Linked DNA regions of Homo sapiens: region 1 is linked to region 2. A link is an interaction called in ENCODE POLR2A ChIA-PET data of the cell type or tissue named here. Cell type or tissue: OCI-LY7. All regions are shown on one strand.

Region 1 (8,000 bases), 420 kb before region 2:
CAAGATTTAGCAACAAGATGACCTCTCCTTCCTCCCTTCCTTCCTTCCTTCCTTCCTTCTTTCCTTCCTTCTTTCCTCCCTCCCTCCCTCCCTTCCTTCTTCCCTTCCTCCTGCCTGCCTGCCTGCCTTCTTCCCTTCTTTCTATATCTCCACCCATTCTCCCTCTTTTCTTCTGAAAAAAAACACATTGATTTTACCTTTCTTCTGGGGGTATCCCCTAAACTGGGAACAAGCTTTGAAACTTCAGCGAATTCATTTATACCTAGGTATGTTCAAAAACTGGAAGAGAGGGCCAAAAGAGACCTGTGAACCAAGATGTTTGGTGGGAAGGGACAGTGACAAACGTTCCTGGGCTACAAGCCCTCAGATGTCAGAGCAAAGCCCTGCTCCACCCGCTGGCATTGTGCAGGGGCGGCAGGCGGTTCTCCCAGTTCTATAACTGCTTTTGTGACCCCTTTGTACCCCAGGCTGGACCCTGGGAAACACTAGTTACACATCTCCAGGCAGAGGCTGCTGAGGTGGGCTTTAGAGATGTTAATTTGCGTAATGATTTAGAGTTGATTGACAGGAAGCAGGACAATAAGCCTGGAAATGTGAATGAACCAGGCTGGAGCTGAGGCTAGAGGGCCCCAGGAGATGGAGGAATGGAAGATTTCTGTCTAGATTTAGATTCCCAGGAAGCAGACGATTTGGTTAGAATTCAGATCTCTGCAGCCAGAACTCAGCAAATAGAAACTAAGTAATTTTGACTTTTTTAAAACCAGGGGGTCAGTGGATGAGCTTTAGGGGATCCTTGAAATGAAATACAACATTTTATTTGTGGGTGAATTTCCCTGGAGACAGGAGACATAGCTTTCATTAGATTGTCAAAGGCATTTGTGACTCAAAAAAGTTTAAAAGCCACTGGGCCCTATGTCTCCAGGGAGCAGACGATCTCAGGAAGAAACAGGTCTCAACTGTCAAATCCAGATCGGTGTTAAGACCCCCAGTGCTCCACTAAATTTGCTCCCACCCCACCCTCACCTCCTAATTGCTAAGTTCACTGTCACCCTTTTAATGCTCATATGGCATTTGACACTCTTGACTACTCCTGCCTAGAAACTCTGTCTTCTCTGTTTCCGTGACACTCATCTTCTGGATTTCTTTTTGCCTCTCTGATTTTTTTTTTTTCTGTATCCTTCGTGGACTTGTTTTCTTGGTCCACCTTTTAAATGTCTCCCTTCTCCAGGGTTCCATTTCATGCTCTCTTCTGTTGACTCAATACACATGCCCTTAGTGGCTCTGCCCACAATCCCCCTCCCTGGGAATTCCATGCCATGGCATCCACCTGCCCTCTACGCCAGGAACCTGGGTGGGATCTCATCCCAGCTGTGTCCTCCCCCCATCAGTAGGTCTGATCAGCAATAGAAGTCCTGAGTCAGATCAGATTGGGGCCCTCATCCTTTTCTTTCCCACTGCCCCTGCTTAGCTCTGTTGTCAGCCATTCAGCAGCTCCGGCTCTCAGCAGCCTCCCCAAGCTGCTCCCCTGGCCCACGGCCTCTCCCACAATCCATTCTCCACACTGTTGTTGCAGTGATATTTCTAAAACACAAATGTAACTTTATCATTCTCTACTTAAAACCTTAGGGCCAGGCTTGGTGGCTCACACCTGTAATCCCAGCACTTTGGGAGGCTGAGGCAGGCAGATTTCATGAGCCCAGGAGAAAAAAAAAAATAAGAAGTTCAGGATAAATGGGAAGTTCAAAATCTTTTTTTTTTTTTTTTTTTTTTTGAGACGGAGTCTCGTTCTGTTGCCCAGGCTGCAGTGCAGTGGTGCAATCTCGGCTCACTGCAAGCTCCGCCTCCCGGGTTCATGCCATTCTCCTGCCTCAGCCTCCCGAGTAGCTGGGACTACAGGCGCCCGCCACTGCACCCGGCTAATTTTTTGTATTTTTAGTAGAGATGGGGTTTCACCGTGGTCTCCATCTCCTGACCTCGTGATCCGCCCACCTCGGCCTCCCAAAGTGCTGGGATTACAGGCATGAGCCACCGCGCCCGGCCAGGAAGTTCAAATTCTTTAGCTTCACACACCAGGACTTTCAGGAGCTGGCTGCTGACCAGTCTCGATCCCATCCCCCACCATGGACCCACAGGCCCCTTCTTCTGGCCCCTCACTGGCTGCCTCGTCATGCCCTCCAGGTGCTGTGCCCTTGCACACTTCTGATCTCTGTCCTCTATCTGTAACAGCCTTCTCTCACCCTTTGCCTATCTATTCTGTCCAATATAGACACATTTTAACTTTAATAAAATGAACAGTTCAGTTCCCCAGTTGCATGAGCCACATTTCAAGTGCTCCGTTACCTCACGTGGCTACTAGGTACTGTGTAAGTAGATCATAGAACATTGCCGTCACTACAGAAGATTCTACTGGACAGCACTGGTCTAGCTAACTAACTGTTAACAGTACCTCTGAAATTCAGCCTGAGTCACCTCATCCAGGGAGCCTTTCCAGTCCAGGTTAGACATCCCTCCTCAGAGCACCTTTTATCTGCCTCAATTACACTGTAGTATGACATCCAATTGACTTTCATGGATGTCCCATCATTCCGTAGTTTTTCTGAGGGCAGGGATCATATCTTACTTGACTCAGTATCCCCAGCACCCAGCACAGTATCTGGAAAAACAACAACAATGACAACCAAAAACAAAAACCAAAAAACAAAAACAGATACTCAAGAAGCATTTGTGGAATGAATGAAGTGGTACCCAGCTGAGCTGGGCTGAGCAGCAGAACCATGGCCCTCTAAGTATTCCTCATCTGCAGGGAGTGTGTTGGTGACAGAAGGCCTCCTGTCGGGGAGGGACAAAGCTTTGATCCCTCAATTGGAGGGGGAAGGAAAGAAGTCCTTATATTCCTTTGGCTGGTGCAATGGAAGTGGGCAAAAGTAACCATTGAACACCTTTAGTTTTCTGTGCATATAATCATGATCTGAGATTCAGACCAGTGTGGCTTTCTTCTCTCCTTTGTAGGTAATTTATGTATGTAGAGAGCCACAGAATCTTAGAATTGGAAGGAACCTTAAAAGTAATGTAACTCAGACCTTTATCCAATGTATTCATCTCCTCTGCAGCAGAAGTCTCCACTTCATCACATCCAGTGACAGGGAACACCCTTCCTCCTGAGTCAGGCCATTACAATTCCAGCCAGCTATTTTGGTAGGAAGTGCTTTTTAATATTGAACTGCAATCTGCCTTTTTTTTTTTTTTTTAATCTGCAGGCCTGACCCTAGCTTTGTCTTCTGATGCACAGAGAATGCATCTGTCCTTCTTCTATAGTTATAAGCAACCTGTGGGTGCAGGCATTTGTCCTTTCCTCCAAAGATTATTGGAATTACTAGGTTGGACACCTCATGAGCAGTTAATTTTTATTAAACCAATTATTTCACGGCTTCCTATTTCCTTACTGATTCACACAGAGATGTAAATCAGCAAACTTTTCTTGTCATGGAAAGGCAATATAATGTTTTATGCCTTAAACGCTTTTTACATATAGAAACTAAACCAGTTTTTGGTTGAGATGTTCAGGGAAGGAGCTAAAATGTCGAATCAGCCATTCCCTCCTGACAGGCCCCCTGGGATGGAGAGTAGATGGGGAATGGATAATCGACATTGCCCGAGCAGAGGCTCATGTGTCAATATCTCATTGTTGATATTTTATTATTTATAGAATATAATGCTGGTACATGACAGTCCTAATAATAGCAACAACAGTGATAGCTAACTTCTACTAAGAGCTTACTATGCACCATATATATATATATATATATATATATATATATCTCATGCTTTTTATATATGTTGCATTTTACAACTATCTTGTGTGATAGGCTCTATTACTCCCACTTTGCAGAAGAGAAAATTGAGGCACAGAGAGTGTTCTGTTTTGATTGGTTAGTTTCCTTCTTCTCTTATTATTCATGTGAATTCCTAAGCTCATCAGGTGCACAAAACATATCACACTCCAACAGATCACATTGACCATCAGCTGACTACGAAATTTCAGTTCCTGAAATCCTCACAGCATCCCTGTGAGGTGAGGTTTATTAGTTGAGAATTTAATGGTTGAGAAAATAAAGGTTCAGAAGAGTTACGAGCCTTGTCCCTCACAGAGCTTGCAAGTGATGAGAATTGGAACTTCAACAAAAATCTCCGAACCCAGTGCTGTTTTCACAGCACCACCTCACTTCTCCAAATGAAGGCAGGGGCCCATCCGTGTGACCTATTGTTTGAAACATGTTACGTAGGTTTTTTAGTTCCCTTTCTAAGGTAGTCAGCACAGACGTCCTTGTCCTATTGTCCTAAGTGTGAGGGGTGGTGGGGCTAGACCTAGGACATAGGTGTTCTGGATTCATGCTCTCGAATTTCCAAAGACTCTTTGACCTGCTCAAGGACCAGCAAGGTAGAGCATGGTCCCAGATGTGTTCACAGCAGTCTGCCTCTGAGGGCTTGCTTGATGGAAGGCATACCCTGGACCGTTTGCTCAGGCAGGTGCTGAGACTCTTTTGAGCTCCTCCCTGTGGAAGCTCTGTTAGCTCTTTAGATCCTGCTCCTGCTCCAGCCCTGGGCTAGCCTCATGGGCTCTGCTGTTCTTCTGTAAACCATACAGGATGTCTCCAAACAGGGTATTTCACACAGAGTAGGAAGGATGGCTTCGCAATCATGGAGTGGGCACCAAGGCCCACCCTCTCCAAGTTCCTTTTTCACCCCAACTCTTTGCAAATATAGGAAAGTCATTTATTGTTCTTGTGCTTTCAATTTCTCAGAGTCAGAGAAAGGCCATAATATGTCATTCTCACCGTTAGTTGTTAGCTTCCAATGAGACAAAATATTCACTTGTTCATTCCTTTGCTCGTTCATTCATTCATTCATTTATTAGCAGATATGTATCCAGTGTCAGCTAGGTGCCAGGCACTCTTAGGTGCTGAGGATACAGCAGTGGACAAAACAAAGTCCAGTCCTCATGGAGCTTCTGTTCTGGGAGGGTTACAGACCAAAAGCACATAAAGAAGGAAAAGTAAAGCAGGATACAGGGACAGAATGTGACAGGGGTGCTATTTTATAAGGGTGGTAAGAGACAATTTCTGCAAAGAGGTTATATGTGAGCAAAGAACTAAATGAAGTGAGGGAGCCAGCCATGGGACTAGGGAGGGGACTGTTCCAGCCCTGAAATGGGACCCCCTTGACCTATTTAAAAACACACAAGGAGGCCAGTGTTGTCAGAGTGGGATGAAGGAAGGTGGGAATACCGAGAAGGAGGTCGGAGATATAGCCTCAGGCCAGTTGACATAGACTGTAGCTCAGGTTATCTTCATGTAGGGATGAGCTGGAGCCCAGGCACCCTCCAAGCATTGGGTACCAGCCACTCTGGTCAGGCTAGGCCAGAGTTCGGAAGACTATGGCCAAAAACAGATGGGACTTCTGGAGTGATCTGAAGTGTAGGCTAGATTCTGGTTGCAGCTCCACAGTAAGCAGTTCATACAGAGAACCAGAGGTTCAAAATCAGGCTCATGTAGAGAATCAGGTTCAAAACCTGAGGTAGAATCCAGGGATGTGGCTCGGGAAGCCAGTAGGGCATGGGTGGACCCATGGCCTGGAAGCAGTCTGAAACCAGGGCCGCTCCTGGGGCCCCAAACCAGTCACTGCAGCAGGCCTGTCCCAGGGAAACAAAGAGCCTCTCCTCTAGCAGGGCTGTGCTTGGGATCTAGGGACCCTACCCACTTTGGTTGCTGTTGCAGAGCCACAGAATGAGAGGAAGAGTCTCTCATCAGAACCTCAAGGCACAGGCCAGGCACGGTGGCTCACACCTGTAATCCCAGCACTTTGGGAGGCTGAGGCAGGTGGATCTCTTGAGGTCAGGAGTTCAAGACCAGCCAGGCAACATGGTGAAACCCCCGTCTCTACTAAAAATACAGAAATCAGCCAGGTGTGGTGGCGGGTGCCTGTAATCCCAGCTACATGAGAGGCTGAGGCACGAGAATCACTTGAACCCAGGAGGGAGAGGTTGCAGTGAGCCGAGACTGAGCCACTGCATTCCAGCCTGGGCGACAGAACAAGGCTCTGTTTCAAAAAAGAAAAAAAAAAAAAGGAGTCTCAAGGCACAATCTGGACTAACCTGATGAAAGAAATTGGGGGAACTAAAGGAGGGATGGTCTCTGCTCAGGATCACTTGCTGAGTCTCTGTTCCTGGAATTCTAGCCCAAGCCCTCTGCTTTGGACTCCATGTCTTCAGACTTCCAGTCTGTGTGGGCTTTTCTAGGCAGGCTTATTTGTAATGTCTTCATTCTCCCATCCTAGTGGGGCTCAGCAGATCCAGAATTCATGTGCCCCAGTTCCTTCTGGAGGCCCAGGGGTACACAGAAGCCCCAGTTAGGCTCCCAAGGCCTGGCACAGACCACCCACCATGGCCAGCTTATCCTGGTGACATACTGCCAGCTTATCCTGGTGACATACTGCCATGAAGACTGAGAAGGGTCTCGGGAATTAATTAGGCAGATGAGCATTCTGGACTTCATGTAATACCCCTTGCTCCTGCTACAGAAATTGTATTGTAGGTGGTGCTTTATAGTTTGCAGAACCTTTCAAAACAAAACTGAAGTATATCTCATACCATAAAATTTATCCCCTTGATATGGTTTGGCTCTGTGTCCTTATCCAAATCTCATCTTTTAGCTCCCATAACTCCCATGTGTTGTGGGAGGGAGCCGGTGGGAGATGAATGAATCACTGAATTGTGGGGGCAAGTCTTTCCCATGCTGTCCTGGTGATAGTGAATGAGTCTCACAAGATCTGATGGTTTTAAAAATGGGAGTTTCTCTGCACAAGCTCTCTCTTTGCCTGCTGCTATCCATGTAAGATGTGACTTGCTCCTCCTTACTTTCTGCCATGATTGTGAGGCCTCCTCAGCCACGTGAAACTGTAAGTCAACTAAACCTCTTTCTTTTGTAAATTGCCCAGTCTCAGGTATGTCTTTATCAGCAGTGTAAAAGCAGACTAATATACCTTTTAAAGTGTACAATTCAGTGGTTTTAGGTATAGTCACAGGGTTGTACAACCATCACTACTATCTAATTTCAGAGTATTCTTCCCACTCACAAAAGAAACCCTGTAACCTTTTGTAATCACTTTCCTTTTCCCCTTCTCCCCAGCCCCTGGCAGCCACTAATCTACTTTGGCTCTATGGATTTGCATTCTGGACATTTCATACAAATAAAATGCTACAATGTGTGGCTTTTTTGTGTGTGTCTTGCTTGCAGCATGAATCAGTACTTCACTCCTTTTAATGGCTGAATAATGTTCCATTGTATGGATATTACACATTTTGTTTATCAGTTGATTAGTTGATGGACATTTAGGTTGTTTATAATTCTTGGCTATTATGAATAATGCCACTGTGAACATTTATGTACAAGTTTTTGTGTGGACATATGTTTTCAATTATCTTGGTTGCAATTGCCAGGTCATAGGCTAACTGTGTTTTTAACTTTTTGAGAAACTGTTGAACTGTTTTCCATAATGGCTATACCATTTTACATCTCCATCAGCAATGTATGAGAGTTCCAATTTCTCCATATCCTCACCAACATTTTTCATTGTCTTTTTGATTATAGCTATACTAGTGGGTCGAAGTGGTATCTCACTGTGGTTTTTATTTGCATTTCTTTAATAACTAATTATTTTGAGCATCTCTTTATTTGCTTATTGTCCATTTGTTTATCTCCATTGAATAAATATCTATTCAAATTATTTGCTCATTATTTAATTGGGTTATTTGTCTTTTATTGTTGCATTGTAAGGGTTCTTTATATATCCTGAATAATCTTACCAGATGTATGATTTGCAGATAGTTTTGCCTATTCCATGAGTTGTCTTTTTACTTTCTTGATAGTGTCCTTTGAAGTACAAAATTTCAAATTTTGGTCAAGTCTAATTTACCTATTTTTTCTTTTGTTGTTTATGCTTTG
Region 2 (8,000 bases):
GCGCCTCAGACCTGAAGGGGAATCTGAGCATGCACCACAGCATCCACTACAGTCAGCAGCCGGGACTTGAGAGCGACGCACCTCCTCCCAGGAAACAAAGCAGCACTGTCATGGTGGCAGGAATGGCGAGCACAAGCCTGGCCCGGGAACACAGCTGGGGAAGTCTCAGTCACTGCAGGGACTTGGGCCCAGCTGGGGGCTCTGTCTCTAAGCCACTCACCACCCCCACCCTGTGTTACCCACTCCAGCCAGTCCCAGTTCCAATTCCAGCTCCCCGCCCCATCCTGCAGCGTGGAGATCTCCAACCCCATCTCAGCCCGGCTATCAGGAGGCCTGAATGAGTTTTGGCAAGTGGGAAAGTTTGTTCGCTGTAGGGTGCTGTCCACACAGGAGGGGGCTTTTATTAAGCTATCATTACTCTCTGCATCCCCTGCCTTTGAAAGACCTGCTTCCCTGAGCCCACCACACCGGCTTTCTTCCCTTGCCCTGGACTCCCCTCCCCTGATCCTTCTCTTCTCAGTCCTTTGAATCTTCCCTCTCTCACTGACTCTGTCTTGCCTTTCTGAGACTCTCTCTCTCTCTCCCCCACTCCCCCCTCACCCCCTCAATCTCCATATCCCTCTGCTCTATCTGCATCTCTATCTCCGTCTGATTTGGGTCTTTTGCCTTTGGGCCCTCTGCAGTTTCACTTCCAGCCAACACAGCTCACCGCCTAGTCTGTGTGCTGCCCCACATCTGCTGTCCAAGCCAGGTCTGGCTGGGGTCGGGAGGACTGGCCTCAACTCTCAGGCCCACAGCAGCTGCTGGGTTCAAAGCTCGCCCACCCACCCACCCCTCCAAGAACAGAGATGGCAACTACCCCAATCCTTCCTGGTTCCCAGGCAGGCCCAGAGTCCCAGACTTTTTTTTTTTTTTTTTTTTTTTGTTTCGTTCTTGTTGCCCAGGCTGGAGTGCAATGGTGCAATCTCCACTCAGTGTAACCTCTGTTCAAGTGATTCTCCTGCCTCAGCCTCTCAATTAGCTGGGATTACAGGCATGTGCCACCACGCCCAGCTAATTTTTTGTATTTTTAGTAGCAATGGGGTTTCACCATGTTGGTCAGGCTGGTCTCGAACTCCTGACCTCAGGTGATCCACCTGCCTCAGCCTCACAAAGTGCTGGGATTATAGGCATGAACCACCATGCCTGGCCCCAGACTGTTTGTTTACTATAGTAGTGTGGAGAGGTTCTGCAGCAATACAACTGTATCACTCTAAAAGCTTGGTGCTGGCTGGAGGCCAGCAGCCCCTCAGCATCATGGGCAGGCTGCCAGGCAACAAGGCCCTGCCCCTGGAGCAGTGCAAAGCCCTGGCCCTGCTCACCTGGCGACCACATTGGCACACTCCACAGCTGGGACTGAAGGTCATAGGCCTGGTGCAGCAGGAGTGGCAGCAGCATGCAAGATTCCCCACTAACCAGGGTGCCCAAGCCAGGCAGCTGCTGCCAACCCCACAGCCAACACAGAGCCCCTCCTCTTGGCTCTACAGAGATGGAGGGACTTCACTTCACAAGGAGCTCTCTACAAACCTGGTGAGGAGAGGAAATGCACAAACAGAGGGGTCATAAAAGCATAAACACTGACGAGCTCCCAGCACACTTACTCCACAAGCATAACTGAGCTGGTGGCTGCATCAGGCAAGCAGTCAGTGGGTGGGTGGGTGGGTGGATGGATGGATGGATGGAGAGAAGGAAGGAAGGAAGGAAGGAAGGAAGGAAGGAAGGAAGGAAGGAAGGAAGGCAGGCAGGCAGGCAGGCAGGCAGGCAGGATGGATTATGGATGGTTGGATAGATGGATAGACGGATGAATGGAATGACAGATGGAGCCATGGTTTCCAGGTTAGCGTAGCCCATCATACAAGACCTTCCTTTTCCTTCACCCCACCCAGAAAACCCCCTTTTTCCAGGTTTATTTATTCACCAAAGTCTATTGGAACTGTCAGATCTGTTCCACGGCCTCTGAATTTTGAGCAATTTTCTATTTAATCTTTTCTGCCCCTTTTCCTCCGGAAGAGGGTGAGGAGCCCAGGTCATGGGCACAAGCTGGGTGCACAGGCACAGGTGGGCAGTTAGGAACTGAAAAGTCTGCCCTGGCTGAGGCCCTGTGAGCTGATCATCGTAAGGAAAGGACAGAGTCAGCCGGGCACAGTGTGAACCGCCCTGCTGCCTCCAGCAGAGTTAGTGAAACCACAGGGAGTGTTCGGGGACTGCCCCATCAGAAAATGGAAGTTTTTCTTTTCTCCCTGCCAGCAGTCTCAGCCCTGAACTGGAACGTGGCTCCCTAGGCAGAGTCCAAAAACAGGGCTTAAGCTACACAAATGGGTTGGAGGGAGGCCAGGAGCTGAGTGGTAGAGAAGGAACAGAGAAGGTACAACTGGAAGCCCCCTGGGAGGGGATGTTCTGAGGCAGGCCTGACTGGAGAGCACCCTTTCTAGCCTGTCACTGGGTGGCTCCCAGGAGGCTAACAGCCTGCGCTTAGGCAGGGCCCAGTCAGGACGGGAAAGACCCTGCAGCAGTCATGTTCTCAGAACTGCCCCACCTCACCCACTGTGGAGATCCTGGTCTTCCTGGGTGGCACATACTGGGTACCTGAGGTGGCTGGGAGATGGGAAGAAGGTAGAGGAAACAGAGGAGGACCAGCTGTCTCCCCAGACTTCCCCAACTCAATGTGGTGCTGTGAAGACTAAATGAGATAATATACATAAAGTGCTTAGAAGCAGTGAGCACCAAATAAGTGTTAGCCACTGGCATCTAGGATAGTGCCTGGCACAAAGCAGGCACTAAATGTTTGTTGAAGGAATAAATGAATCCTGCCCCCACTTAGCTCCTCTACATCAAATACTGGAGAATTGGAGTCAATATTGTCTCTACAGCTACTGTGGAAAGTGGATGTACACATTAAGTTCATTCCCACCGCAGGGCCTTTGCACTTGCTGTTCCCTCTGCCAGGAGTGATTTCCCACACATTTTCACATGGTTCAGGCTCTCACCTGATTTAGATCTCTGCAGCTGGAAATAAGAAAGGGCTCTGACCATTGCCTGCTGGGAGAGCTCCCCACTTCCCAAAGTTGTCTCTCCTTCTCTAGTCCAGGACCCTCACCAAGTCCATAAACACACACACACACACACATACACACACACACGTATATCCAGGCCATCCTGACTAGACAGCCTCAGTGTCCCTACCCTATCCAGGGCTGGGCCTTGAGCCAACAGAGGATCTGGCCTGGCAGGTGGTCCCACCCATCTGCTGATGGCTGTCAGTGTCCCTGCATGACAAGGGCTCACTCAACTCACAGCAGAGGTCATGCTCTGTTCCCAACCGTCTGCCCTCCCAATTGGCCTTGGCAAAAACCACAGTACCATGCAAACACGAGGGTGCAATGAACCAGGATTTAAGAATCCTTGCTGTACCACTTAAGAAAAAAACACTTTTACTGAGCACTTACTGTGTGCCAGCCACCATGCTAAGCTGTCCACACACTTGAGCCCATTTAACTCACAAAAACTAAATGATCTTGGTTTTATCCTTATTTTACACCTAGCTGAGGCAGAATAAACTGGTCAAGTGCTTGGGCTCTGGAATGAAACAGAGCTGGGTTCAAATCTAGACTCCTCCACTTACTTGCTGTGTGACCTTGGGCAAGTTACTACAGCTCTCTGATCCCTGCTTCTCCCCTGTAATGAGGAGACATGACATTAACTGCCTGTCTGGGCTCTTGTGAGGATTAAAGGAGATAATGGGTGTAAGTACCGCATGGTGCCAAGCACAGAGCCTCCACCAAGGTCGGGGTCTGCCCTTCCCTCCTTATCTCACCAGTTCTCCTGCCAAAGTTTACAGGCTAGGACTGATCTTCTCCACAGTTCCAGACACAGGGCTGGGCACTGCCAGCACACAGAAAATTCTTGCTGATTGGCAGATTTTCTCAATTCCTGTCCCAGGCCTTGATTGCAGAGAGCACTCCCTTTCTCAGAGCTTCTAAGCAGAGGATTCCTGCCCTGGGCAGCCCCGGGGGGCAGGCACTCTGCAGAGACAGCCTCTGAGCTCTGCCTTGTTTGGAAGCCTTTCCCACCACCATGAGTCCTAGAACCTGAGCTTGTCCTGGCTCCCTGGGTCTGAGTTCCCACCCAGAAAATGTGGCCGCCACCCAGGCTCCTCCAAGACCATGGCCAACTGTGGGCCCACAGTCACTCACCCCAGTGCCTGGAGCCCTGACCTGCCCCCAGTCCCTTGGCTGGACCCTGCCACATGCTAACAGACATCCCCGACTCACACCAGCTGCCCAAATCACGCTAGAATAACAGGCTCCAGGCTGCTCACCACGCCCTCTATGGCTGCCAGCCACTACCTATGGCTGCCAGCCACTACCCATGGCTGTCACTTTCAGGCCACCCGAGAACCCCCACATGCTCACACGGAGCCTGCAGCCACATTGATGCCAGCCATGCCCTTGCAGGGCCCAGAAGCCTGGCAGAAAAATCACACAGGCACTTTGACATTAATCAAAGACACTCATAAATAAATATGTGTAAATTGTATGCAAACCAAGGTAGGAATTTACATCTTTCTCTGCTGAGTCAGCATCTCAAGGCACCAGGGAGGCTGCCTGTAGCTCAGGAGGTTTGGGACAAGAACCCTCAGCATCTAGGGGTCCATTGAACAGTCCCAAATTCATCACCTGAAGTTCTAGAACTTCCAAGTTTGAAGAAACAGCGATTTACTGACTGCCTGCCACACATCATGCATTCTCCTACATACTAGCTACTACAGGTATGAAATGAGATAGCATGTAAAGTGCTTAGAAGTGCTTACTGCTGGCACCTATAAGAACCCAATATATGTGAGCTATGATTAATATCCTCCAATTTAACCCTCACAATGACAATAATCATTAGTAAAACTACCATTAATATTATCAGCAATAATTACTATCATCGATAGGGTGCTTCCTATGCCACAAGCTCTCCATGAGTAGCAGACAGTGCTGGCGCTCCACCCCCATTCCTCCAGGCCCTACCATTTCAGTGTACTCTAGCCTGACTTCAAATTGCCTGCAGCTGCATCCTTGCCTGAGGGCTTCTTCTGGTCTCCAGGAGCCTGCTCTGCCCTCCCAAGGCAGGCTCAGAGTGCTAGAGAATTAACCTTCACCCCAACCCCCAGAATGACTGACATGACAGTAGATAAATGACCTGGCTTCCTCATCTAGCAAGTGGGGTAACTCTCAGAAGTGTGTTCAACACAGGCGCCCAGTGATCCTCAGTGGTCCAGTTACCCATAGTGTAACTTGCAACTTGCTCCAAGAGGCTCTCTCTGTGGGCTTCCTCCCCTCCCAGTCTCACAGGCCCACTCCCTACCAGCATTTCCTGGAATCACTTTCCTGCATGTGTTCAAATCCTTATCTTGGGATCTGCTTCTGGGGAAACCCAAACATGCATATCTCATTGAACCCTCATGAGAACCCTAAGAGGTAGAAATTCACCCTTAGCAGGATATCAGACTCCTGACCACGTTCTACAAGGGCCTGCTAGGTCTGCATCACCTCCCTCTTGGATCTCAGCTCCAGCTGCTCTCTCCTCTGCCACTCTGCTCCAGCAACATCAGCTGCCTTTTGTTCCTTGGACACACAAGGACACCTTGGCACCTCACAGTCTTCCCTGCCAGGACGCTCTTTCCATGGCTCTCAGTGTGACTGGCCCTTCTCATCCCCAGGCCTCAGCTCCCATGTCACATCCTCAGGGAGGGTTTTCTCAACCAACTGCATCTGGGCCCCTCCAGCAACTCTATCATAGCATCCGATGCAGTCTCTTCAAAACTCTTAGTATAATCTGTAGTCATCTTCTGTGAAACTGTTTATTTGTTTCCTGTCTGATTCTCTTCCCTCCTCTTCTAGAATGTACATTCTCTGAGGACAGTGGCTTTGTCTATCTTTTTCATGGCTATATCCTCAATGCTTGGGCGAAAACAGGTGATAAAAAATATTAGCTGAGGCCAGGCACGATGGCTCATGCCTGTAATCCCAGCACTTTGGGAGGCCAAGGCGGGCGGATCACCTGAGGTCAGGAATTCCAGACCAGACTGGCCAACATGGTGAAATCCCATCTCTACTAAAAATAAAAATAAAAAAATTAGCTGGACCTTGTGGTGGGCGCCTGTAATCCCAGCTACTTGGGAGGCTGAGGTAGGAGAATTGCTTGAACCCAGGAGGCGGAGGTTGCAGTGAGCCGAGATCACACCACTGCACTCCAGCCTGCGCAACAGAGCGAGACTCCGTCTCAAAAAAAAAAAAAATTAGTTGAAATGTAAGGACAAACTATTTGTAGGCTGGTGTGGTGGCCCATGCCTATATTCCCAACACTTTGGGAGGCCCGGGTGGGAAAATCGCTTGAGCCTAGGAGTTCAAGACCAGCCTGGGTAACATAATGAGGCCCTATCTCTACAAAACATCTTTTTTTAAAATAGCTGGGTGTGGTAGCATGCACCTGTAGTCCCCAGCTACTCAGGAGGCTCAGGTGGGAGGATCGCTTGAGCCCAGGAGGTCAAGGCTGCAGTCAACTGTGATCACGTCACTGCACTCCAGCCTGGGCAACAGAGCGAGACCCTGTCTCAAAACACACACACACACAACTATTTGTATTGTATTCCTGGGTTAAAGTTAAGTATAGCTAAGACAGTTTAAGCAAATTGCCCCTGGTCACACAGCTGGTAAGAGGCAGCACCTACACTCAGAATCAGGTCTGCCTGGCTCCAAGCCCATGATCTGAACTACTGTGGTACTCTATTTTCATTTTACAGATGGGGAAAACTGAAGCACTGGGAGGTTTGCCAGGAGCCAGAACAGGGACTTGAGCAGGTCTCCAAGCTGTAAAACCAGCGCTCCTTTCCCTATACCTCAGGCCCCACCCACGCTCCCCCCAAAGCATAGCCTGATACAAAAATCCTCCTGCGGCATTTCTGAGAGCAGCTACTCTGCCTTTACTCAATTCCTCCAGAGTCAGGGAGCTTAGTCTCTGACAAGGTGGTCCTTAGAATGGGGAACCCGAACACTGGCTCCCTAAAATGTCCATGGCTTGATCTGAACTCTGCTCCTTCAGGTCACAAAGAGTTTATCTACTCCCTGGGACCCAGGACAGCCCTGCAGACAAGAGGCAGAAGCTGCAATCTCAATGTCCATCAGTAGATTTTAAAGAAATTACAGTGCATCAACACAATGAATACTGTACAGCCATTTCAAAAGGGTAAAGTGGATAAGATGTATTAAAAAATAGACACACATCCAAAAACATTGTTAATTTAAAAAAACAAGTTACAGGCCGGGTGCGGTGTCTCACGCCTGTAATCCCAGCACTTTGGGAGGCCAAAGCAGGCGGATCACCTGAGGTCACATGTTCGAGACTAGCCTGGCCAACGTGGTAAAATCCTATCTCTACTAAAAACACAAAAATTAGCCGGTGTGGTGGCAGGCACCTGTAATCCCAGCTACTCGGGAGGCTGAGGCAGGAGAATTGCTTGAATCCAGGAGGTGGAGGTTGAAGTGAGCCAAGATTGCGCCACTGCACTCCACCCTGGGCAGCAGAGCAACACTCCGTCTCGACAACAACAACAAAAAAGAACAAGTTACAAAACACTATAAAACACTATATGCACTGTGGTCCCATCTTCTGCCAAAAGAATTCATATCTCTATCTATCTATATATCTGTACATAATAGATCCACAGATAACGATATAGATTACTACCTGGATAACCCTGGCAAGTTTGAGTTCAACTCTCTGAGCCTCAGTTTCTTCATTTGTAAAATGGGAATAATAGTTGCAGCTAACCCATAATGTTTTTGTGAGGATGCAATGCGTAAATTCAGGTAGAAGCATTTAGCACAGTACCTGCACATCATAAACCCTCAATAAACCTAAGCTACTATTATTAAGTACTGTGTGTCCACACAAAAAAAAGGTCTGGAAAGATA

What was found. ChIA-PET counts read pairs that join two places held together with the same protein. Peaks named below come from ENCODE experiments on the same cell type or tissue, not always from the same donor. Only the 100,000 strongest peaks of a DNase experiment are listed, where the experiment ranks them.
Region 1: POLR2A ChIA-PET joins it to region 2 with 14 read pairs; 2 of 35 experiments call an interaction of 5 or more read pairs at or near these places.

Annotation. Positions count from the first base shown.
Region 1 is chr1:38,478,771-38,486,770 of GRCh38, reverse strand. All of the region lies in intron 2 of LOC105378657 (a long non-coding RNA gene), which reads left to right. Among named protein-coding and RNA genes, the nearest start is that of LINC01685, 7.6 kb to the right of the region's middle. RefSeq lists enhancers at 1,006-1,766, 1,767-2,527. In OCI-LY7, no CTCF peak of the experiment used is centred here; DNase peaks (open chromatin) are centred at 4,020 and 4,200.
Region 2 is chr1:38,056,446-38,064,445 of GRCh38, reverse strand. All of the region lies in intron 1 of MIR3659HG (MIR3659 host gene), which reads right to left. Among named protein-coding and RNA genes, the nearest start is that of MIR3659HG, 13 kb to the right of the region's middle. RefSeq lists enhancers at 2,354-2,413, 2,644-2,733. In OCI-LY7, no CTCF peak of the experiment used is centred here; no DNase peak of the experiment used is centred here.